Linked DNA regions of Homo sapiens: all the other regions are linked to region 1. A link is a loop called in an ENCODE intact Hi-C map of the cell type or tissue named here. Cell type or tissue: CD4-positive, alpha-beta T cell. All regions are shown on one strand.

Region 1 (8,000 bases):
TTCACGTTTGGTGGATATGAGAGAAAATAAACACTTCAGGAAACTTGCTCACCACAGCTGGAGATCAGGAATAGAACCTTTCCAAGATATCATAATATTTTCTTTATAGGAACACTGAGTAATGGCAAGAATATTTTGAGCTTTTCCATGGTTAAGAGCGATAGTCTCAGAGGCTGGAGAAAATGTTCATTCTGCTCAGTGATCCAGGAGTGTGAGGACAGTAGCTTCCTTTCCACGTCCACAAGACAATGACAGATGTGTTTCCTTCTTTGCTCTTTCTAGGGATCTTTCTAGGGATGTTGATTCTCTCACAATATTTCAATGTCCCATTTCTGTGTTTCTTCTCCCTCCAGGGGCTGATTTACAATTACATGAGTCTTGTCACAATAATTTCCTCCTAAAATAGAAATTCCAAAAGAAAAGATTATTTGTTCAGGCAGGTGCTTAGCAATTTCACAATTTTCACAAGCTTCTGTTCAGCTCACCATTTCGGTGGATGAATGTGTCATTTACAAAGAAGTCTGAAATGGGAAGCTGAGTTTGAACAGGCTTAGCCATTATTCACCTCAAATTGGACCTTATTATGACTCAAATTGAAATACTAAAAGGTATAATACATGATTGTATAAGTGGCGTGCCTTAATGTGATTCTTTAGAACAAAGTGCTCTTGAGAGAACTCTGGCTGAATGTCAGGTACTGTGTTTTTGTTTCTACACCAACAAAACTGTGACTAACCCAATTAAAGCAACAGCCATGAATAATATTGGCCCTGACCTTGCTGAATTCAAAAACAAGGTTAATTGATACCTACCATAAATTCTACCTGAGGGTTTTTAAGGACCATGGCAATTCCTGGCAAAAAGCTAGAGATGTTTCTAAGAAACAGATGACATTCATTTCATGGTTTATGGTGCTTGAAATTTAGAACTGTTCTGAGTTCACGTAGCAAATGAAAGTTTTACAACTGTACTAATGAACAAAAACCCTAAGCTTTGTTGTTTGGCTTTTTCTGCTAATTGTTTTGTTTGTAAAACTGCCTATCTTAATTTTCTTCAAGCATAATTTTAAATGACTTAACATTTCTCTTATACATAAGGATGTCCTTTACCCAAAATGAGGAGATTTGGAACTGAAACTAATATCCAGGGACACAACATTGGGTATCATCAAAGGCCCACCTTTAACATCAAGGACAAGTTGATCACTGAGATAAGAGCTGATAGTTCCATTTTTATTCAGTCTCCACTTCTGCCTGAATTGCCCATGTTCAGTCCATAGAGCTACTTTAGCTCCAGGTGTGTCCCGGCCACCAATCACATCAAGACATGTATCACTGGCCTAAAAGGGTTAAGAAATGATTAATTGGCAGTAGTATGTTTGCTAAAGTAAGTTGAATTAGGTCCCTTTTATCTTAGGTAAACAAGTCATAGACATGAAGTGTGTGTGTGTCTTATCTAAAAAAATACTATATAGTATAATTTCAGTAAGCCTTTTTTAATGTCTTCTTTACGGCTGTGGGTAGGAGATGGTACAGAAATAAACCAACTGAAATAGAGGTACTTGTTTTTAATAGGATGTCTACATCTGACAACAGATGTTCAATAAAGATTTGGTGAATTGGAATTAAATGTTAAATCCCTGTTTGCTTAAAACGTATTATGTTGAGCTTGGTTTTCTTATGAAAACATTGCATGATGGGCTAAAGATATCCAGACAATAATTACTTTTAAAAGTTTTTCATTTTTGAAGCATGAGAAAAAGTAGATAATCCATTGGTGATACAATAAAACACAGTTTGAATGTTTTTAAAGTAGTGTTCTATTCCCAATGCATTAAACATAACGGAAGGGTCATAGAAAAGAACCCTAAATTTTATTTTCTAAGCTTCTTCCAATAACAGCTTTCTTCTTCTACTGCTTCTTTGTATACTTTGAAAATGAAAGGTTTCAACATATTTAGAATCACAGAGATGGCTGATTTTATCTGGGCCATCAAGTAAGGAACATCTTACAAAAGCACATTGTCCAACTTAGATCTGGTGACTTATACCATTGGTTGTAAAAAATCACTTAGGTATATCCATAATATGTGATAACCTTTGTGTTTACTTAAAAATTGAAACTGGATTTTCTTGTTCAAAAAATTAAGTTAATTTTATATAAATGTTTTAGTAATATATGGCAGTATTTTTATAATCAACACCTGTTTCTAAGAAGTTGCATTGTTTTATCATGCCAGTTGATTTGACAGGATTCTAGTTTTCAAAATAAAAAACAGACCAGAAAGTGGCATACTGTATCAGTGGGATTGCTTACCTTGGATTTAAAGAGTCCTCGGCAGTAGTACCAGATCTGAGTATTCTTTCCACTATAGGGAGAAATGCACACAGATGTTGCCCTGGTGTCTGCTAGACTTCCAGTGACTGTCAGATATTCACCCTGGGCACGGTTCTTTATTCTGATGTACACTGCAGGCTATGACAGGAGAAACAGCCATTTAGAAATAAACTTTTGAATCTGGAAATGAATCCTTCCAGAGGAGGAAAGCTGGGAGGGAAAGTGAGAGGTAACTATCTTAGTTATATCAGTTTCACTCTTATTCCCTTTAGTAAATCTGCATAGATTAATATGGTAAATCCTTAGGCCGTGGAGCATAAAGCTTAAATTGTACAGTCTCTATTACACTTTGTGAAAAGTGCCCTTTTGAACAGCATGAAGTAAAAGTTTCTTTCACTAGAATTCCATGTGGTGAGGAGTGGGGTGGTAAAGAATTAGGGACTTGATGAGTTTCATTCAATAGTGTGTCCCAGCTGTGCTGAGGGAGGTAGGGGAGTTATTACCTACAAGGATTTTCTAAAAACTTCAGAAAGACATACTGTGGAGCTATGACTAAATGCCATAAGTTGGCCCTGGGAGGTCTTGAAAAACCCAGATAGCTGAGGGCACTAGTAGCTGTGATTATTTGTTTATATAAGACCTTTATTTCTTCAAAAGTAGAGACCATGTATGTTTAATGACTATACTTAGGTACTCAAAAATTGTGTAACAAAGGACTTCATCCCCTTGGCCTGGAAGTTTTAAGATACATACAAAAAGTTTTAAAATATTAAACCTGGGACTTGCCTCTAAGGAGAATAGCTAATATTTATTGAACACGTAGTATGTGTAAGCAGCATGCTAAATGCATTCTGTGCCATTATGTTATTTGTCAGAATAACCACAAAAACCTATTAAGAAAGTACAATTATACCCTAGTTTTACAAATAAGGTGAACACAGATGTAAAGAAGCCAGGTTCCTCTTAACCAGGATGCTCTCAGACCTATGTTGAAATGCACTAGTTGCTCTTAGGCACAGGGAATAAGAGACGAATTCCAAAGGTGGCAGTGTAGGACAATGAAAGAGCAGGGCACATAATGGAAGCACAACAGAAGCCATTATTTCAGCCCTATGACTTAGGCCTCCAGCCTTAATGTAATAAATGACACCCAACATGACACCCAACATCCCCACCTTTGGTTCTTCTCATTGCCATCCCAATTAGAACCCTGGCTGAGTAATAACAAATGGTCTCTTAAGAGAGCACTTTCATGCTAAGAAACATAAGTGCTTAGGTAAATGCAATAGGTCATATGGTAAGAGAACCAATGAACAGTCTACTGTTTTTGAAACTTGATAGATCAACGTGAAGCTAACTGAATTTTGGTAATTAAACCTTCCTAAGGAAATACACATTCTCAGCACTTAAGCCAATAGAAGGACAAATTATCTGGCCATTTAAACCAGGCGAACAAGCTCTCTACTTGGCAAAATGTTTTAAATGTTTCAAATCCCTACTTCCAACATTAACAATGCAACAGTAGTGTACTTAAATGTCTATAATTCAGCCGGATCTACTGCAATTATTAATTCTTGAGGCTTCAGTATATCTTTATTACATTTTCATTACCTTGTACATATAAGAAAACAGGCGTGACCTTCACAGATGACAGAGTTCCAATTACTTTAGGACCAGACATCACAGTTTTAATCAATTAACTCAGGCAAGGTACTAATTACCCTTATTACACATTTGTAGTCTGACTGCTCTGTAATTATACTTAAAAACACTGATATACATTATAAGTACCTTAGTGACTTCCTAATTCCCAGCCTCAAAGAGGATCACATTTTAATTAGTCCTGAATTTCTAAACAAGAATATGAACCAAAGCAGTACCAACAGCCTTACCACAAATTTAAATGTGACCCACAAACTACTATTTTAGAAACTCAGAATTCCTTTGTTGGATTTCAAAACTGTGACCTAAATAAACAAAAGGAAAAATAATCTATTAAAATATTATTTTGAAATTAAATGTTTAATCAGAATAGGAATCAGGTAGCTCCTAACGCACAGTGAAAGAAAATAGCATACTATTCTTGTTAAAAAAAACTTCCTTGTAAAAGTAGAGGTGGCTGTTCTATCCTTTACCAGACAATCTTGAACAATAGGCAGGGACATCCTTCTTCCCCAACAAGGAACCACCATTAAAAAATGAGGAACATATTTTCATTGTTGAACTTGGCTACTAAAGTCTCTAACAACAGAGGGTCAGCATTATTATGTAGTTAGTAAAAGCTAAACTGAATTCCTATCTCTACTTTGCTTTTTCTGATGGCTTTTCAGTGGGCTTACTCCCTGTTCCACATGATAGGAGTGGGGAATAAGCAAGATGTAAAGGTCATGAGATCGTCTACCACACACTCTGTGCCAGGAAAGCCATTAATGTTTCAGTATCCCTCAAAAGAGCATCTCAAGGGACATTGTGAATAATAATAATAATAAAAAATTTTCAAAATAAGTGTATTACCATAGTAATATGAGCCAGAGCCATATCAGACTGTTCATATACATTATCTTATTCAACCGTCACAGCAATGAGATGTAAGCAATGTGATCACTGCTTCACCAGTGAGAAACCTAAGGTGCCAAGAAATGAAGTGACTCACCAAGCTGCACTGCTTACAAATGGCAGAGCCAGGATTTGAACCAACAGAACTCATGAGTGGTGGGATGAGAATGGTGTGTGTGCATGTGTGCATGTGTGCATGTGAAGAGGGTGAGAGAAGACCAATTAGGTTAATATTTTATTGGCTACCATTTATTTAACACTTAAGTAAGGGTTAAATAAGTGTCAGGTCAGAACATCAGAGCCTCAGCATTTAGATCCACTAGGCTATATTCAGCTCAGTGCCTGAAATAGGTGGTACTCTCTAAGTGCTGATCTTAGGCTGATGGAAAGTAGAGTGTGGTTGCTTAAGAACACAGATTTTAAAGCATAGTAGATTTGGGTCCAAATCCTGGTTCTGACACTTGATGTGCTTTTATTGTCACAGGTAGGAATCATTATCCCCATTTTCCAGATGGAGCCTTATTCTTCTCTCAGAGCCTTATTATTCCAACTAGAAAATGGGGATAATAATTCCTACCTCAAAGGACTGTTGTTGGAATCAAGCAAGAAAGTGTTCTAAAGAGATTAGAGAGAGGTACTAATGCCATATCCACGGGCCATCACACCCCTGACAGTTTCACTTGGGTTTTCCACCTTCCATGAAACCTCCCCACTACTCCTACACATGTTGATACTTCCTTTCTCTGAACCAGGGACTGCCTGTGGCTTTTGGATAATTATGCATTGTTTTGCATTTTATGTTACTGCTTTGAGTTGGACATGTTTTACCCAACAAAAATGTAAGCTTTAATAATATTGGCAGAAATCGCATCTATCTTTATATTTTCCATTATACTTTGCATAATATCATTGATCCATCCACTGATATATTCATTCCTTCATTAAATAAATAGTTCCTCAGCTCCTACAATATTCCAGATATTGTTTCAGGCACTAGGGGTAGAGCAATGAGCAAAACATGGACAGTCCTTGACTTCACAGGGTTTTCTATAGAGTGGGAGAGACCCCGATCCAACCATAACGCTAGGGTTATAAACTGCATACAGTGTTTTTGTAGAAAAAGAACCCCCAGGTCTTTTATGATCTAATGTAGATTGGGAGAGAAGGTGGGGGAGGCATTCTTGAGGACCTGACACTTAAGTAGAATTTACAGGGATGACTAGTCAAATAAAGAATGAGGGAAGAACACGATACAGAGGGTGCAGCCCATGTTAAAAGTCTTAGTGGGAAACCACTCTGTACTTTGATGCCTGTGACACAACCATGTGAAAGATGAGGTTGGAGAAGCAAGGTGGGGTAGCGGGTAGATTGTATTCTAAGTGCAGTGGGAAGCTTTTGAACAGAAGACTGACAAGCAGTAGGTGTGCAATAAATACTTATTTTAATTAAATTGCCAGGATCCATCCTGAGTATTATATAAGTAGGGAGGGGAATATCCAAATGCTTAGAAATTAAAACTAGTACAGTATCAAAGTTCATTCCTGTTACCAAGGTTTGCCACAGAACTTACAGTATCTTAGTTTTCCACGAAAAGTGAACATGGCCAATGAGGCTTTGGACTGAAAACTGAAATCCAATGTTGACTTTAGATACAATCTTACAAATTGGTTAAAATGTACAAGATATCCGCATCCTAATTCACTCCCCCTACTATGTAAATGGCAAACTAAATTAAATGATCATTATTTCAGATGCTGTGGTTTATGACATTTCTACCACAAAAGCAAGCTATTTGGAATCTTATGGTTCTTTTCTCCTTACCTGCTTCATAGGACGGAGGGAACCAATTGTTTTCCATCTGCTGAATGCTGTCCAGTTTGGGATCTCATTAGGCCTGAGTAGGATTTGTCTTCCCAAGAAATTGGATCCTTCATAAGCTATCCATCTATGAGAACAAGAAAGAAAAAAGTAGTGTACTTCAAAACAAAAAAAAATCCCTCATCAAAAGTATCTGCACTTTGCCTTATAGGGTTCATAAACTTCTAGGTTTGCAGACTTTTAAAATTGCACATTTTTTCCTAACAAAAATCAGGGAGGTATAGGAGAAAACCCACTGGCCTAGACTCAGAAGATTTGGGTTCCAGTTACAATGCTGGTTTCCTTTCTTCCAAAATGAATGCAAGGTTTCCTCCATCTCTGAAATCCTATATTTCTTTGATAACATTGTCATAGCATTATAACATTTAAAGGCAGACCATAACCTCCTATTAACCAGCAGAAAATCACACTCCTGCCCCTAGAGTCACCATCACATGTCCTTCAGGGCCTCTAAGTGTGGCTCCAGTGAACTCTCCAGACATATCTTCTTCCACTCCTCCCTCCACAGCTTCCCCAAAGCCACCAAGACTTCTTAGAATTGTTCACAGAAGTTCTCCATCACCCTCTTCAAGGCCCAGCTCCTTTGAGAATCCTCCCCGAAACCCTTGCCTTCAACTTTGGCAGCATTAAAGTGTGTAAAAGTACACTGGAGTCTCAAGACTTATTTAATGGAACACAGTCATGCCCATTGCTTTAAGGATTGCCTACGGCTGCTCTTGCACTACCATAGCAACTTCAGTAGTCATGACACAGACAGATGACCCACAAACTGAAAAGACTATCTGGCCCTTTACAGAAAAAGTCTGCCAAGCACCACCTTAGGTGATTACTAAGCTTGATGACTAAAGAGAATGTGCTGGAGTCACTAAGAGCACCTGAAATTCTCAGCAGGACTCAAGGTCAGTGTACACAGTGCTTTAAGAAAGTGTGTGCAGGATGAGATGGCTGCCTTGCTTTATTTTGATAAAGCACCTGGAATTGTGGCAGGGGTTGTCCTGGCTTGCACCAAGGGAGGTAAAGCCTTGTGGATGAAGCAAAGAGCACCAGCAGCAGGCAAGGTAGTCTGCTTATCAGATGGACCAGAGCTCAGGAACAGGGTCATCCAGGGCTTAGGACACAAGCTACAGAGGGTTGCTTGTGCTGCTATGGCAGCAACTTCAGCCCCTCGATTTTCCAGATTAAAAACTTCTAAAATTCACAAAGTGCAATATTCCTTAGGGACTTGTTCT
Region 2 (8,000 bases), 83 kb before region 1:
CTTATATTAAAATTCACATTGGTTTCCGATGTGAATTAATATTTTGTATTAATACAAAAGCATATTAGCTATTCAGAATGACTAGGATCCACTTAGTAGAGCCCTCAGGGTCTTGCGTTATTGCTCCTGCTGCCCACGATGATGATGATGATGATGATGATGATGATGATGATGATGATGATGACAGCCACCTTTTTCTGGAAGGAGGTGCTGAGCAAGGTCTCCGGCTGAAGGCTGCTGCAAGTTGCTCACAAAGGAGCTATGCTAAAACAGACATTTCCCCTCCACACCCACAGTATCACTGAGAAGTAGGTGTCACAGGGCAGAAAACAAATCAGGGAGGTCCAGCAACCTGCTCAAGCTCACCGACACAGGGAGAGACAGGGCCTTATTCCCAGTCAGGACACCTAGGGCCAAGAGGCCACTGCCTGCTTTCCTTCGTCCTAGAGAACTGTAGGTAAAAACAGACATCACCTACTTCACAATTTGACCTGGCTTCAGGCATAAATATTGCCATCCCTCAGGCTCTAGAACCCCGGATGGGAATTCTGCCCGGTGCGCTCTCAGCCTGCACCCTGTATTTTCTGCTCATTTTGTCTTTGTAGAACACTGCCTTAATCTGTTTACAATCTTGCGGTCCTTTCGTTTTCTCGCTGTCTTCGTGCAGAGATTGTTCAGCCCCAGTGACCCCAAGGATCACCTAGGTAGCTTGTTCAGGTGCAGATTACTAGGCCCTGCTTCCTAGGGGACTGATTTAGTTGATCTGGGACAGGAGTCCATGAATCTGAGTTTTGATCACCTCCACTCAGGTAATTGGGATTTTCCAGGTCTAAAAACCGTATTCTGAGAAACAATATGAGTTTGTGCATTAAATCCAACTGAGTTTGTCACTTAATGTGCTCCAAAATTTGGTTTACCTTATTTGCTCCACACTTATATAATAAAGAACAAATGTTGACAGCTCTTTGGCTTAATATGAACTGAGAAAATGAGCTTTTATGTATGTATTTCAGAACATGTTATGTTGAGCACAGATGGCTAACCTAAATCAAAATATCCAGAAGCATATGTATCTCAGAAGTTTTTTTTTTCCCTTTGGGGGAACAGCAAACAAGAAACTAGAATGAAGAAAGATGACAGTACCAAAGCGCGGCCTCAGAAATATGAGCAACTTCTCCATATAGAGGACAACGATTTCGCAATGAGACCTGGATTTGGAGGTGAGTATTATCCTCTCAAAATTCATTTCAAAACCCATTGCACTGTCAAAATGGAGGTGAAAATTTAAAACAAGACCAAAATGCAAGTAAAGTCCATCAGTTTAAAACAAAAAAAGAAGGCTTTTACAATCACCTTCTCTTTAATGAGAACAATTGATGAGTTATCCATTTTAAATTGACCAAAAAAACTCATTTTCCTACTATGCACACTGTAGTAAATAGTATGTGTTCCATAAATAGAGAATGGATATATGTTGCCTATACACCAACTTATTTTCTAACTAAAATCCTTAAATTGGATACATGTTATTTATAAAATCTTATTGAATATTCTTATGAGCTAGAATGCCATGCTTTGGGGGAAGAATTAGTATGGCAAATGCCATGGCTTCCTCTGAACGTACTCTGCTGAATTGTCTTTTAAAAACGGTTTATCACTTCTAGCAATTAAGATTGATCAAGTGTTAGAATACCCCTTAATGTACTATCTTATTCCATCCTCACAGTGATCCTATGAAATAGGCACTGTCATGATACTTAATATTGCAATGTGAACACTGGGTCTTAAGAGAGGTTAAGAGATTTGCCCAAGGCCATGAAAACAGAAAGTGGTAGAGCTGAGCTGCGATGGCAGGTAAAGAAGATGAAAATTCATATTACAGGTACATAATTGGAACAAAGACTTTCTTCTCCTTAGACTACTTAATGTACACACAGTTGCATCACTGAGGGTACCAAGTTTTCCAACAATACACAGGATATGGTGAAATCATCAGGTTAAACTCTCTGGCTTACAGCTAAATCCATCCTGATTCTTCTTTCATTGATGGAGCCTTCCACTTCCACAATTCCTGAACTGACAACTTTTGAGAATCCTAGAGATGTGGAGATGAGGGAAGTATGGATGAGGGTGAGAAGAAAGATCCTCTGGCAGTATAACAGATACAGCCTTCTGATGAATAACGAATACCGCAAGTGTTCAGGGCGGGGGATACTCTTCTCATGATGTGGTTATGACCAAGGGAAGCACAATAGGCATGTAGGTACTGCAGAGAACTAATTTGTTAACAGGCAAAACAAAAACGTATGTTAAATATTCTCACGTTGAGGATTGGATTTTTTTAGGGGGTGGTTGTTTGTTTTTTCAATTTCCTGAAATCCATGTGGTTCCTGTTCTTTTTTTTTTTTTTTTTTTTTTTTGAGACGGAGTCTCACTCTGTCACCCAGGCTGGATTGCTGGCATGCAGTGGCGCGATCTCGGCTCACTGCATCCTCCACTTCCCAGATTCAAGTGATTCTCCAGCCTCAGCCTCCCAAGTAGCTGGGATTACAGGCACGTGAAACCAGGCCAAGCTAATTGTTGCATGTTTTAGTAGAGAGAGGGTTTCACCCTGTTGGTCAGGTTGTTCTCAAACTCCTGACTTCAGGTGATCCACCCACCTCGGCCTCCCAGAGTGCTGGGATTACAGGTGTAAGCCACCACACCCGGCCAATTCTAAGGGTCTAACCTTGATTTCATCACATTTGTGACTCAGACTTTGGTGAGCATCAGGATCACCTGGGGGTTCTGAAGGCACAGCTTACTGGGTTCCACCCCCAGAGTCTCTGACCCACTAGATCTGGGTGGGGCCAACCATTTGCGTTTCTAACAAATTCCTAGGTGATGCTGCTGGTCTGAGAATCACAATTTGAGAGCTCCTCGGGAGGCTGAGGCCAGAGAATCGCTGTATTAGGTGATCACTGTATTAGGTGATCAGCATCAGATGAAATCATGGTGAGTTTAATTTTTTGTTTTGCAGAGCATTTTTCACACTTATTGAATCATAATTTAAGATTTCAGAAGCCTTGAGATGAAGCAGGTTTAGAAATATGTCTCTTTTTTTCTTCTGAGACTATTTCTTTATCTTTTTTTACTTTTCTTCACTACTTCTCTTATGTATCTTCCTTACGACCGTTCTCAACTGTGTTTCCCCAGCCAAATTTTCCCAAAGTTTATATAATAGGTTCTACAACTACTACGCAGATATTTTGTACCTTGGTCCCTGTGATTCTATAAAAGATCTTTAAAATATTTCCCCTACCACCATATAACAAGCAGGAATCTTCAGTCGATACATTTGCCTGTCCCTGGGTTTTCGGCCACCAGGGGGCGCCAGTCACACAGGAATGGCTTGAAACTGGCCACTCCGGAGCCACAGTTGGAAGCTCTTTTCAACACGAATTCAAAAACCTGCCCTAATTCATGTCAGGTTAGATTTCTCAGTTAAACTCGCTCCTATCCTAGAGGAAAGGGTTTTTATGGAGATTATTTGAGGCCATGTAAAGGAAGAAAGATTGAGAGAAAAATGACTATCCTTGAATGTAGACCTTGAACCAAGTGCGGTCTAGAGAGGCTTTGACACTCAAAGTGGTCCATGGACCAGCCGCAGAATCACCTGGGAGTTAGAAATGCAGATGCACGGGCCCCAACTCAGGATTCTAAATAAAACTCTGCAGTGATTCCCCTAAACCTTACAGTTTGAGAAGCACTCCTGTAGATGACGGAGAGCCAACTCTCCTCTCTTATCTTAAAACATGTATGCCTTCATTCTCCATCCCTACCTCGTCCTCCCCCCGTCCAGAAAAACATGAAATTGACCTGAAATTTCCACTGTGCTTGATCTGTTAGAGATACATTTAAAGATTTTTTTTAAATGAAAATGCATTTTTTTAAAAATACTTTCTTTCCCGAGGCGACTTCGTAGGGTTGTTAAAAATGCAATTGAAATGTGCTACTTAGTGGCAGGCGGCAAATCATCCCATGATTAAGAAATTTTTCTGACAATCATATACTGGGGTGAAATGGTGTCCAAATGGCTTGTGTGATTAGTCAGTTTGAGCCGAAAAATCTTCATAAATTCAGTCAGAAGTGTCAGTCTGGTAGCTCTGTGAAAGACACCCCTTAACCTTCTCTTGCCTGTCTTGGTCAGAACAGCTTCTTATACCAGTGACCCATTTCTCTGTTCTCATGGCTGCCTTCCTTGGGGAAATCAGACTGCAGAATATAAAAGACAAGCTTTAATTTATCTTCTTTCTTTATGCTTGTCCGCAACACAAACACACGCACATACTTTTTCCCTCTTGAGCTAAATGTTAACTTCAGCACTTCTCTTGCCTTAATGTGTCTTCCTAATTAGCTTTAACATTAAAACCAGCTGCTACTGCAGTGTTTTTTACTTTTATAAAGCATTAGAAGATTAATTGACTCATTATGTGGAAACAGGAGGATATAAATTTAGGGGAGCTTTTTGTTTAACTTGGGTTATAAATTGCAGCTCATTTTCTTTATTTATGTTTTCCCCACCTTTTACGTCTCCCATAACTAAGGGCTTTTTTGTTTTAGTTTTATAGATGATAATTTCTTTGTTTCTTCAAAGTGAAATCATTTCAGTATGCAGATACTGGCTACAGAGTCAAGACAAAAGCTAAAGTTATAAAAGCTGCTTGCACAGTCTTTGCTTGTCAAAGGAGAGGACTATACTGTGAGTCAGAAGGATCTGGCTACTTTCCTATCATTAACTAACTTTGGGTTTCAGGCACGTGTTGTAACCTCTCTGAGTATGCACTCCCTCGTGTCAAGAGGAGCTAAAATCAGCTCTCTCTAGCTAACAAAGCAGCTATAATTAAAAGATTAGATGATATATTATATAATGAACTTTAAATGCATTATACAAATCAGATGTATAACTTTTATTTAGCCCTCATTATTCCAGCCTGCATAAAAACCAAATAGATGCTATATCTTGCCATATACAAAAAGGATTATAAATGTGTGTGCTACTACCTAGTTAGTGATCCTGAGAAATCAACACAATCATCGTAATGGTTAATATTTATTTAATTTTCACTATATTTTAAATGCTTTAGGTACTGAATTAATAAAATTATCTAAAAATTATTATTTACACTGTTACATTTATTACTGATCCAATAGATAGATAACATGTAAGTTGGTTTTAATACATCTGAATGGGGTTAGGCTAAGGACTTGACAAGCTTCCTTTCACATAATCACAGCAACCCAAAAAGTAGGTACCATATATTTAGTTCTGTTTTACAGATTACATGAGGAGTTGAGGTATTTACAGAAGTTTGGTACTAACTCAGGTTTATATGGCTACAAATTCCATGGATTTGAATCCATATGCTTTATTGCCACCTTCTATCTGTGACTCAGCTCCTTTTTTGTAAAAAGAACGATCTTTGGAGCTTTTATCTGGCTCCCAAACTCTGATTCTGCGTTTTGGCTTTACATGCTGCTCACTCTCTACTCTATCCTCAAGAATGCTAGAGCGTAATACAGTTCCTCAAACCCATGAATAAGGTGCAGTGGGACATGGAGCTCAAACCAGGCAGAAATGACGGCCTGGTGCAGTGGCTCACGCCTGTAATCCCAGCACTTTGGGAGGCCGAAGCAGGCGGATCATTTGAGGTCAGGAGTTCGAGACCAGCCTGACCAACATGATGAAACCCAGTCTCTACTAAAAATAAAAAAAAAATTATCCAGGGGTGGTAGTGCATGCCTGTAATCCCAGCTCCTCAGGAGGCTGAGGCCAGAGAATCGCTTGAACCCAGGAGGTGGAGGTTGCCGTGAGCCGAGATTACACCACTGCACTCCAGCCTGAGTGAGACTCCATCTCAAAAAAAAAAAAAAAAAGAAAAAGAAAAAGAAAAAGAAATGAGGCCAGACGGCACCCAAGGGCATACATTTTCCTTGCAAATGGAAGAGCTTATCCCCACCAGAACCAGTATAAATCTGGAGGACGAAAGGAAGAAATCGAAGGTATTTCCAGAAACCCATTCCTAATAGACAAGCTATGTTTTAACCCCGATCTCAGATCAGCCTTCAAACAACCTTTAGGCTCCAGTGCTTGGGCAACAGTGGCATAAATAGGTCCTTGGAGGGTAGTTTTACAAGACTGTCCCCAGGCTTGTAGAGACAGTTGTCAGCAACTAGGATCTATTTATAAATCATGAGGTACTAGCTGCAAGTTGCTCTCTGATTTAAAAAAATAAATAAATGATGAGAAGCACTGTATCTTTTTCTTTTCCTTTTTTTTTTTTTTTTTTGAAGATTGGACTCATTATCTAAATGTGCGTAGGATTGGGAGTAGTGGCTTACATTCCTAAGGGGCAGGTTTATATTTTTGCTTAATTGCAGTAGTGATAACATTTATTATATGCCATTTATTGACTACAAATTAAGTTCAGTAACTGTACTATGTCTAGTCCTCAAATGAGTCTCCAAGGTAAGTATTACTAGACAAATTTTATAAATCAGGTAAACTGAGCTTAGAGACATTACTTACTCTCATTCACATAACAATTGTGGAGCTGGTTTCAAACTCTAGCCTAAGTGACTTTCATGCTAGAACTTCATTTGGGACATTCTGCCGCTCCTCCAAGACCTTTTCAAATTTTTTCTTCCCTTGGAGTTTTGGAATTATTGGGAAGATTTACTCAATCTAAAATACCAGGTAGAGCCATGGCAAAGATATTTTCGTGAATTGTTATTTTGATTATTCTACTAATTCCAAGAAAAAAGGCACACACACGTAAAAAAGCACCAGAGCCAAACCCTATGAAGGAATAATAGTGAGATGTTCCCAAGTTAATGCTTAATCAAAATCACCATTAAACACTATTTAAAAATTGTCATAATTTGGCCAGGTGCAGTGATTCATGCCTGTAATCCCAGCACTTTAGGAGGCCTAGGCGGGCAGATCACCTGAGGTCAGGAGTTTGAGACCAGCCTAGCCAACGTGGTGAACAAAATTAGCTGGGCATGGTGACACATGCCTCTAATCCCAGCTACTCAGGAGGTTGAGGCACAAGAATCACTTGAACCCAGGAGGCAGAGGTTGCAGTGAGCCAAGATCGTGCCACTGCCCTCCAGCCTGGGCGACGGAGTGAAACTCTGTCTCAAAAAAAAAAGTCATAATTAGTGTTATAGGGTATATAGTAATTGATCCAATATGTCAGGAAGAAGATGGTAGTTAAGATGTAACTGAGGTATTCCAGAAGCCTGAAGCAGGAATATATTTGCATGCCATCCCTGTGCCTGGCCACCTGAAACCCTTGAAAGTAAAAAAATGATACCGAGGGCATGGATTTGAGGATCCAAAAAAGGGAATTTGTTAATAAAGTGAAGGTGACATCAGTTAATTCCTGGGGCAGTCACAGAAAAGATACAGGACTGGCAAGACATACCTTGGGTTTCTATAGTATTATGCATTTAAAGGGCTGTCGAATTATAGGCACGCCTGTCCCATGTAGCACATCCAGGCATTACGTAGCCTCAGCCTCATTAAGGAAGCTTTTCAGACTTGACTCCTCTAAATCTTTCTTTGTTTCTTTTATCTTCTTTTCTTTTGTTTTCCTTTCTTTTCTTTTCTTTTTTCTTTTTCTTTTTTTTTTTGAGAGAGAGTCTAGCTCTGTCACCCAGACTGGAGTGCAGGGGCGCCATCTCAGCTCACTGCAGCCCCTGCCTCCTGCATTCAAGCAATTCTCATGCGTCAGTCTTCCGAGTAGCTGGAATTACAAGCACACACCATCACGCCTGGCTAATTTTTGTATTTTTAGTAGAGACGGGGTTTCACCATGTTGGTGAAGCTGGTCTCAAACTCCTGTCCTCAAGTGATCCGTCCACCTCGGCCTGCCAAAGTGCTGGGATAACAGGAGTGAGCCACCACGCCCGGCCTAAATCTTTGAATCTCGATTAAAACAACCAGCTTGGATCCA
Region 3 (8,000 bases), 150 kb after region 1:
GGGGCAACTACTTATAACTCCCTTTTAGATGAATACTTATAATACCTCTAAATAATATACTTTTATTGTTACTTCTTCAAATATCATTTCCTTCAATGTAATATGAGACATCAGCTCTCTCACACTCCCATGCTGCTCCTAGGCAACCCTCATAATACTTCTAATACCCCCATTCTCCTAACACACTAATATAGTCATTGTCAATATGATGACTCTGTAAATGCTATTCACAGCTAAGACAGGTGGTATACTTTTTCTTTCCTCTTCTATATTTTATCCCTCCTAGAGTTAATAATTGTCTTTCCCACTCCCATCCAACTCATCTATTTAATTGTATGTACTTAACACTAATTCAATTGCACCACTCCCAGAGTTTAAACCTTTATTACTATGAAGTACATTACACAGTCCATCTACTTTGCCTTCTTGAAGAACTCTTCCACAGAGTCTTATAAAAAACTCTAGAATCTATACTCATTTTCTCTATGCCTGCCACAGTCATTTTGTTACAATATCTTCCTTATCATTCTAGGGTCTCCATTAATATCCTGGGGATTCCTTCCCCTACTCTCTGTGCTGGTTTTCCTGTCTCATGATCCCTCAATTTTCTCTTCTTGGTTTATTTCCTTTTATTTTTTTGATAATGCTGGTACCAAGATTTTCCTGTTTTTGAAAAATATTCTTCTCAGTGGCTACCTTAGTAAAAAGGACAGAAAGTAAATTCTTGAGATACCATATAGCTGAAGATGTCTTTATTCTACTGTCAAAATGCACTGATACTGCCTGAGTATATAATTCTATTATTCCCTCCTTGGACTCTTCCAGGCATTTCCCAATTATCTTACAGCTTCCAAGTTGTTGCTGTTGATAAATCTGATGTTATTCTGTTTTCTTATTCTTTTTTTCCTCAGGAAGCTTTAATTTTTTTTCTCAGGAAGCTTGCAGAATCTTCCACTGTTTGCAGCACTGCATTTTAGTAATGATACCTGCTGGTATGGGAATATTTTTATCCACTGTATTGAGCTCTTGAGAGGCCTGTCAACTGAAAACTCATCAATTTAGTTCTAGAAAATACTGTTCGAGGATTTGCTATCCTCTACTTTTTTCTGTTCTCTCTTTCTGAATTTCCTATTATTTGGATATTGGGCCTCCTGAACATGACCCCTTTCTTTTCTTTCAAATTTTCTATTCTTTGTCTTTCTGCTCTACTTTCTGGGAGTTTGCCTCTATTTTATCATCTTTTTAAAACTAAATTTTTCATTTCAACTACTATATTCTTATTTTCCAAGAACTCATTTTTTTTCGTTCTTTCTTTTCAAGTAGTTTACTGCCTTTATTCATGAAAGTAACACCTTCTCTTATCTCTTTGAGGATACTCTTTAACAGTTTTTTGAAATGTTCTCTCTATATAAATTCTACTTACTCGAACCCACTTTTCTTGTTTGTGCACATTCCCATATTTCATAATGTTTTCATCCTCAAATGCCTGGTCATCCTTTGCCATCTGTTCATATGTATAAGTGAACACTAAAAAATTGATTGGAATTTGCAAACGTGTGTGAAGCTTGTCAAATATGGTCTTCCTTTTAGTACGTCTGGCTAAGCCATTTCCTTGGGATCTCCAATATTAATACCTTTAGATATTTGCTCTTAGGCTGGTCTGATTCCCCAAAGATGACTCTTCCTATATCCTGCCTACTGTCATTGTTTTCTGGGAGAAATAGGAGCAGTAGAAGAGAGTTATAATATTCAGCATGAAAACTTTTTTTCCTCATTTTTCAATTCAGCACCACCAGACAGTTGTGCACCTAGGGTTTTCTAGTCCAGAGACACTGTCTTTGACTCTGCAGAGAATAAACCTTCAATTTTCTCTTAAAGGGAAGATGTATAATCATATCTTCTCTTTTCATCCCACGTTCATCCTTATTTTCAATTTCCACCAATTTCTGAGGCTTTGCATCTGCAATGTAAATTAGGCTGCTTTTCAGCTTTCCCCACTGGTAGTTTAAGATTCAGCTTTCTCAGGTCTGTTAAGTAATTCAACACTGATCAAATATTCAGCTTCCAAAATTTGGTTGCCATTTTCACTACTTCCCTTCTTTTTGTCCGTATATATTAATATCTTTTTAAAAAGTCTCTTTACTGTTAGTGAGAGTTGGGAATGAGATGAAACTAAGCATACTTGATCAATCTTCTTTCATTGGAATACTCCTGCATAGTTTGTAAGTCTAATATTCACATCTGGGAGCATTATTAACTTTTTCCATGCAGACAAAGCAATAAAATGAATACACTTTATTAGTTATTTGGGAAGATTTCTTTTTAAAAGTACCTAATTTGAAAGTTTCAGGGCAAGAAAACTTACAGTTCTGCAATAGTTTCTGTTTACTCTCTGGCAGTTTAAAAAATACTTCCTAGTCTATTCAGTGTTCTTGTCTTTGGGTTATTCTACATACACGATTATTGAGACTGTTTCCAAAGACAACAGAATCGTGCCATTACATGTGCCATTTAATATTTCACCAAAAAGCTTCTAACCTTAAACTTTATTTTTAAATTTTTTTGAGACAGTCTTGCTCTGTCACCCAGGCTGGAGTGCAGTGGCATGATCTCGGCTCACTGCAACCTCCACCCCCAGAGTTCCTGTCTAAGCCTCCCTAGCAGCTGGGATTACAGGCATGCACCACCACGCCTGGCTAATTTTCTGTATTTTTAGTCACAATAGTGTTTCACTATAGTTGGCTAGGCTGGTATCGAACTCCTGTCCTCAAGTGATCTGTCCACCTCAACCTCCCAAAGTGCTGGGATTACTGGCATGAGCCACTGCTCCCGGCCCCAATCTTAAATTTTAAATAATAATATTAAATTAGCCCCAAATGAACCAAAGGCCTTCTTGTTTGTCATACTAGGAAATTCCAGAATTCTGGAAGCAAAATCAGATATAAGTTCAGAATACCCTTCACAGCTACATTCACATAAAGAACTTTGGCTAACACAAACTACTCTCCTATATTTACTGCTATTTATTTTTTAAAAATAGATTTTTGTCTCTTTTCAAATCTAGAGACAGTTGGGAATATGACAATATAAACTATTTGTTATTACACAGAAAATATAACCAAAGTGGCCGGGCGCGGTGGCTCATGCCTGTAATCCCACCACTTTTGGAGGCTGAGGTGGGTGGATCACCTGAGGTCAGGTGTTCGAGACCAGCCTTCCCAACATGGTGAAACCCTGTCTCTACTAAAAATACAAAAAATTAGCTGGGCATGGTGGCAGGCACCTGTAATCTCAGCTACTCAGGGGGCTGAGGCAGGACAATTACTTGAACCTGAGAGGCAGAGGTTGCAGTAAATCGAGATCATACCACTGCACTCCAGCCTGGGTGACAAGAGACAAGAGTGAAACTCCATCTCAAAAACACACACACACACACACACACACACACACACACACACACAAAAGAAAGAAAATATAACCAAAGCACCTCCTATTTGAAACCAAATGATACACTTTTTTATCCTGTGGCTTAGTTTCCACCTTTTTTAAATAGAGTGTTTAGGTAAAAGGGTAAACTTAACATTTATGGGGTGCTTTCTTATGCTAGGTACTTTAACAGTATCTAATTTAATCTGTACAAAATATAACACATTTTATTTTTTACTTTTACAGATTAAAAAAATCTTCACAAGGTAACAGATGTTAGCTAACAGAGAGGTAAATTAATAAGTAGTAGAATAAATTTGCTGGACTCAGAAGCCTAAGTTTTTTTTTTTTCAACTATCAGTCAATGCTTTCTATATAAAACAGAGGTACTACTGCTTACCTTGCAGAAAATTGTAAAGGGTACATAAAGTAATATGGAAAAACAAGGACACAAAAGTATTTCCAAAATGTGTCCTCCTTACAAAGACTTGGGAGGTAAGACAGATAATGATGGATCAGAAAAGTGAAAGAAACAAAAATTAGGTATCAAGACCAGAGTTGGCAATTTGTATTGTGATGTTGGATTGCTACTGACACCTAGTGGCTAACTGCTAGTGACAAAATAAAACCAGAAAAGAAGGGATGGAGAACCACACTTTAAAATCCAGAAGACTATCAACCTATTTTCAGTAAATATTGTGCTCTGAATTAGGTTATCATGAGTGACAATAGGGTTTCCATCCATGCTATATCTTCATTGTTAGCAATGGTAAGCACTCTGTAAAATATGAAATAAGGCTGAAAACATACTCCTGGTATCTTCTCTGGAATATTCCTCTGTAGCCTGTTTCTGGTGGAAATCCACCCCATTGCCTTCAACACTTCTTTACTGCAGTCTAAGAAACTAAGTTGCTGGGTTCACAGAAAAATCCCGTAGTTCTTCTGAGAATCACTAGAGGTTCCTGATTGTCACTAATTGTGAAATATGACTTGAATGTTCCTTGCAGTTTAATGGTGTTATGATAACTACATAAACATAAAAGACACAGAAGTACAATAGTCTGTCCAGTTAACTAAACCACCATATTATACCAATAACACATACAAATATTTATGAAATGTACATTTCGCACTTTGAACCAAAGAAATACTATGATGTATGAGCAGGCAGGCTACTCTTAGATCTACCATGATATGTGCTATATCCCTGCTATTGTTTGCAACATGCAGAAGATTTAAAAAAAAAAATCACACACAACTGGCATTAAAAGGTTTGTGTAGAAGAATTTGTAACTATGAGACTGTAGCTAGAATTTATAATATCCTGTTATTCACTCTTGTTCAGGGCAGAGACATTCCCCGTAGAAATGATCTCTAGTTGTTATGCTCAGAAATGGAATTTCTGACTTGGCCATTAGGATCCTGCAATAAGAACCTATGAGCTTGGTTTCATTCACAACTATCTACTGCTCTGTGTGCTTCAAGCCATTCTTTTGGCTGAGAGACCATTAGGGTAAATGATATATGTTAATTTATTCCCTAATATAGTAAGCCTGTACCAATCTATGATAACTATTTTGATGAATAGCAACCAGAACTGCAAATATACAAAATATCAATAAAAGATCAGTATCTCTAATACTAAATATGAATATTACAAGTTGTGTATACATGCTATGTATAAATGGAGCTATATCTGTAGTATAGCATGATTCTTCTTCTTTTTTTCTTGAGATGGAGTCTTGCTTTGTTGCCAGGCTGGAGTGCTGTGGCGCAATCTCGGCTCACTGCAACCTCCATCTCCTGGGTTCAAATGATTCTCCTGACTCAGCCTCCTGAGTAGCTGGGTTTACAGGTGTACACCACCACATCCAGCTAATTTTTCTATTTTTAGTAGAGACAGGGTTTCACCATGTTGGCCTCGATCTCCTGACCTCATGATCCGCCTGCCTCGGCCTCCCAAAGTGCTGGGATTACAGGCGTGAGCCACCGTGCCCGGCCAGCATGATTCTTAAAAGAAACATGTCATTCAGACTTATTTTTAGTTATTGACATTAGGGCCTAACATTTGTCCCAAAATTTAAATGTGCTTCTATTACTAGATCTGACAGGAACTTGTTGCTATAAGTTTAAATTGTTTTCTATATGTGTCATATATATTGACTGTAAAGATTCAAACACTTTATGTAAATAAATCCTTTAGCAATATGTGATAGAAGTAAATGGAACAAGGTATTGGATACTTACTGTATTGTTTTTTCTGATAGCAGAAATAAATGGAAAGAGGAAAAAAGGCAATGATATAATAAAATAAAATGTAAAAAAAGATAAAAATATGAATAAAAAGGAAACAAAGGCTGAAGACACACAGTATTTTGTAATGTACCTTGAAGCCAGTCTACACCTTCTTGCAAGCCTTCTCCTTTTATGGCATCACTAGCACTGAAATGAAATCCATAAGAAACATAGCCATCTCATTACATCACAAAACTATAAGAATAAAGGATTACAATTTTGCCATATGGAGAATTAACACATTATAACAACATATATCTGAGCAAAACTGGTTAAGCATTGAAATTGAAAATAAACAGAAAATAAAAGTCTGAGTGCTCAGGAACAAGATATGTTTACAATTTATAAACAGATTTTGAAAAAAGTTATTTTATCCCAGGATTAGTTCTTACACTGACATTAACAAAACAAATACTTTTATTTTTCCAGTGGTAGAAAAGTTTTGTACAGCCCACTATCCTACTTTGCTCAGTTCCAATCATTCAATCTCATTATTAGAAATGCTTGACTTGAGTTATAATACAGCCATATTATGGTGTGCCTTTGTTTGAAATGGAATTTGATATCTTTAGGATAAAAACCCATAATTATAGGTTTGGTAAGCTGGTAGAGTAAAACAAAAAGTCGGTAGATCTCAATCATTTTCTTATTAGCTGAGGGAGCTTGACTAGGTCATTGAACTCTTCTGTCTTCAGTTTTAGCATCTGTAAAGTGGGGGAATAGTATCATTGACCTCATATGGTGATTGTGAGAATTAAATACTTGAGGTATGTATATAAAACACCTAAAACAGGGTGCTTCCATTGTCTTTCCATTCTTGAGAGACTAAACTTAAATTGTTATTGTGAGATTTTATGTATAATCATAATTAAGTATATAAATTAAAATAATAAAATGCAGAGGATTTTTAGAGGATCAGATAATCTTTTTAAAAGGTACAGTTTCTCGTAACATGTCATTGATCTAGTCATTTATTTTCAAAATATGATTGTTTAATAGCAATTAATATATATGATTAGAGTTTCTGAATGATTAGGGTTCCTTTTAGTGTGCTGAAGGCATGACTTTAAAAAGTATAGTGAAGTACCTAAAATAATTAACTTAATTATAATCCAAATAAAAATTATCTCCCAGAAATTACTTGTTAGACTAAGAATATGGCTTATCATAGAATTATTATAAAATACAAAGAAAGAAACAAACAACATGAGATACACAATTATTCAAAGCAAATTACTTATTATCCATGGTAAGAGTAAGAGATCAGTAACCGAAACACTTAAATCAAGAAAGATAAATATATTAATTTTATCATACACCTATAGTTCCAAACAATTAATACAATGAAACCCTTCCCCTCTGGTGTAGGTGTCATTACCCTACTAAAAACTGCATCTTTTCCTAACAAATGTTCGAATTCTATCTTTCCTCTCAAATAAATAAGAATAAAGCGAAAATCTTGGCCCTGTGTGATATGACCCCTGGTTATTTCTCAGTGGCCTCATTTCCTACAATTTCCCCTTAGATTTCTCTGCTCTAACCAATCTGGACTTCTTGCTGCTCCTGGAACACACCAGGTACATTCTCATCCAAGAAGAGGCTTTTTCTTGCTGGCCTCTCTATCTGGACAATTATTCCTCCAAACCTTCACATGAATTGCTCTCTAACTTCAATTAGGTCTCAGAGAGGGAGGAACTCCCACTATTCTTTCTCTTATTATCATACTTTATTTTTTCTCATCTTCCCAGCTGACATTTTATAAATTTATTTGCTTATTATTTGTCTCCCCCACAAGATGGTAAACAAGTATACATACACACAACATGCACACACACACACACACACACACACACACACACACACACAATCATGATGCCAGGGATTGAGTCAAAGAACGCATCTGAAGGAGAATAATACAATCAGACCCTGAAAATCAGAGCTGACTATATGTTTAGTACAATGGTCAAACATAAAACATAAAATTTTTCTTTAATTTATCAGACTATACTTCTCTAGGATCTTCTCTTCATTGCTCAGTAAATTTACTTGTACCCAAGGCAGGAGACAGATAATATTTTATCTCTGTATCACTGAGAGCATTACCTTTATATTTAAAATAGAAAAAGGATAAATACATTTTCAATTTTATACATGCTTTTAAAAATATTGCCAAGAATAAAGAACAAAACAAATAAATGAGATACTAATTTGAACCTAGTGAGAAGAGGTCCAATTTGAATTAAGGAGAAGTCACAATTATACACATGTTTAAAAGAAAC

The links. Hi-C counts contacts between places; a loop is a spot of excess contacts. Peaks named below come from ENCODE experiments on the same cell type or tissue, not always from the same donor. Only the 100,000 strongest peaks of a DNase experiment are listed, where the experiment ranks them.
Region 2: a loop joins it to region 1, with 2.7 times the contacts of the local background. A loop is called at or near these places in 16 of 110 quality-filtered maps.
Region 3: it touches region 1 in a loop (9-fold over the local background); 36 of 110 quality-filtered maps call a loop at or near these places.

What each region holds. Positions count from the first base shown.
Region 1 is chr3:97,935,623-97,943,622 of GRCh38, reverse strand. It overlaps CRYBG3 (crystallin beta-gamma domain containing 3), which reads right to left. Exons shown (of 22, transcript NM_153605.4): 19 at 6,715-6,838; 20 at 2,317-2,475; 21 at 1,180-1,339; 22 at 1-397. The coding sequence ends at 309. RIOX2 (ribosomal oxygenase 2) reads left to right here. Exons shown (of 10, transcript NM_153182.4): 10 at 1-1,805. Among named protein-coding and RNA genes, the nearest start is that of RIOX2, 33 kb to the left of the region's middle. In CD4-positive, alpha-beta T cell, no CTCF peak of the experiment used is centred here; a DNase peak (open chromatin) is centred at 3,382.
Region 2 is chr3:98,018,787-98,026,786 of GRCh38, reverse strand. GABRR3 (gamma-aminobutyric acid type A receptor subunit rho3) reads left to right here. Exons shown (of 10, transcript NM_001105580.3): 3 at 1,108-1,220. Among named protein-coding and RNA genes, the nearest start is that of GABRR3, 13 kb to the left of the region's middle. RefSeq lists an enhancer at 3,417-3,466. In CD4-positive, alpha-beta T cell, a CTCF peak has its summit at 3,369 (motif pointing right); a DNase peak (open chromatin) is centred at 3,386.
Region 3 is chr3:97,789,639-97,797,638 of GRCh38, reverse strand. ARL6 (ARF like GTPase 6) reads right to left here. Exons shown (of 8, transcript NM_001278293.3): 7 at 5,813-5,868. Among named protein-coding and RNA genes, the nearest start is that of CRYBG3, 28 kb to the left of the region's middle. In CD4-positive, alpha-beta T cell, CTCF peaks have their summits at 3,827 and 4,026 (motif pointing left); a DNase peak (open chromatin) is centred at 4,008.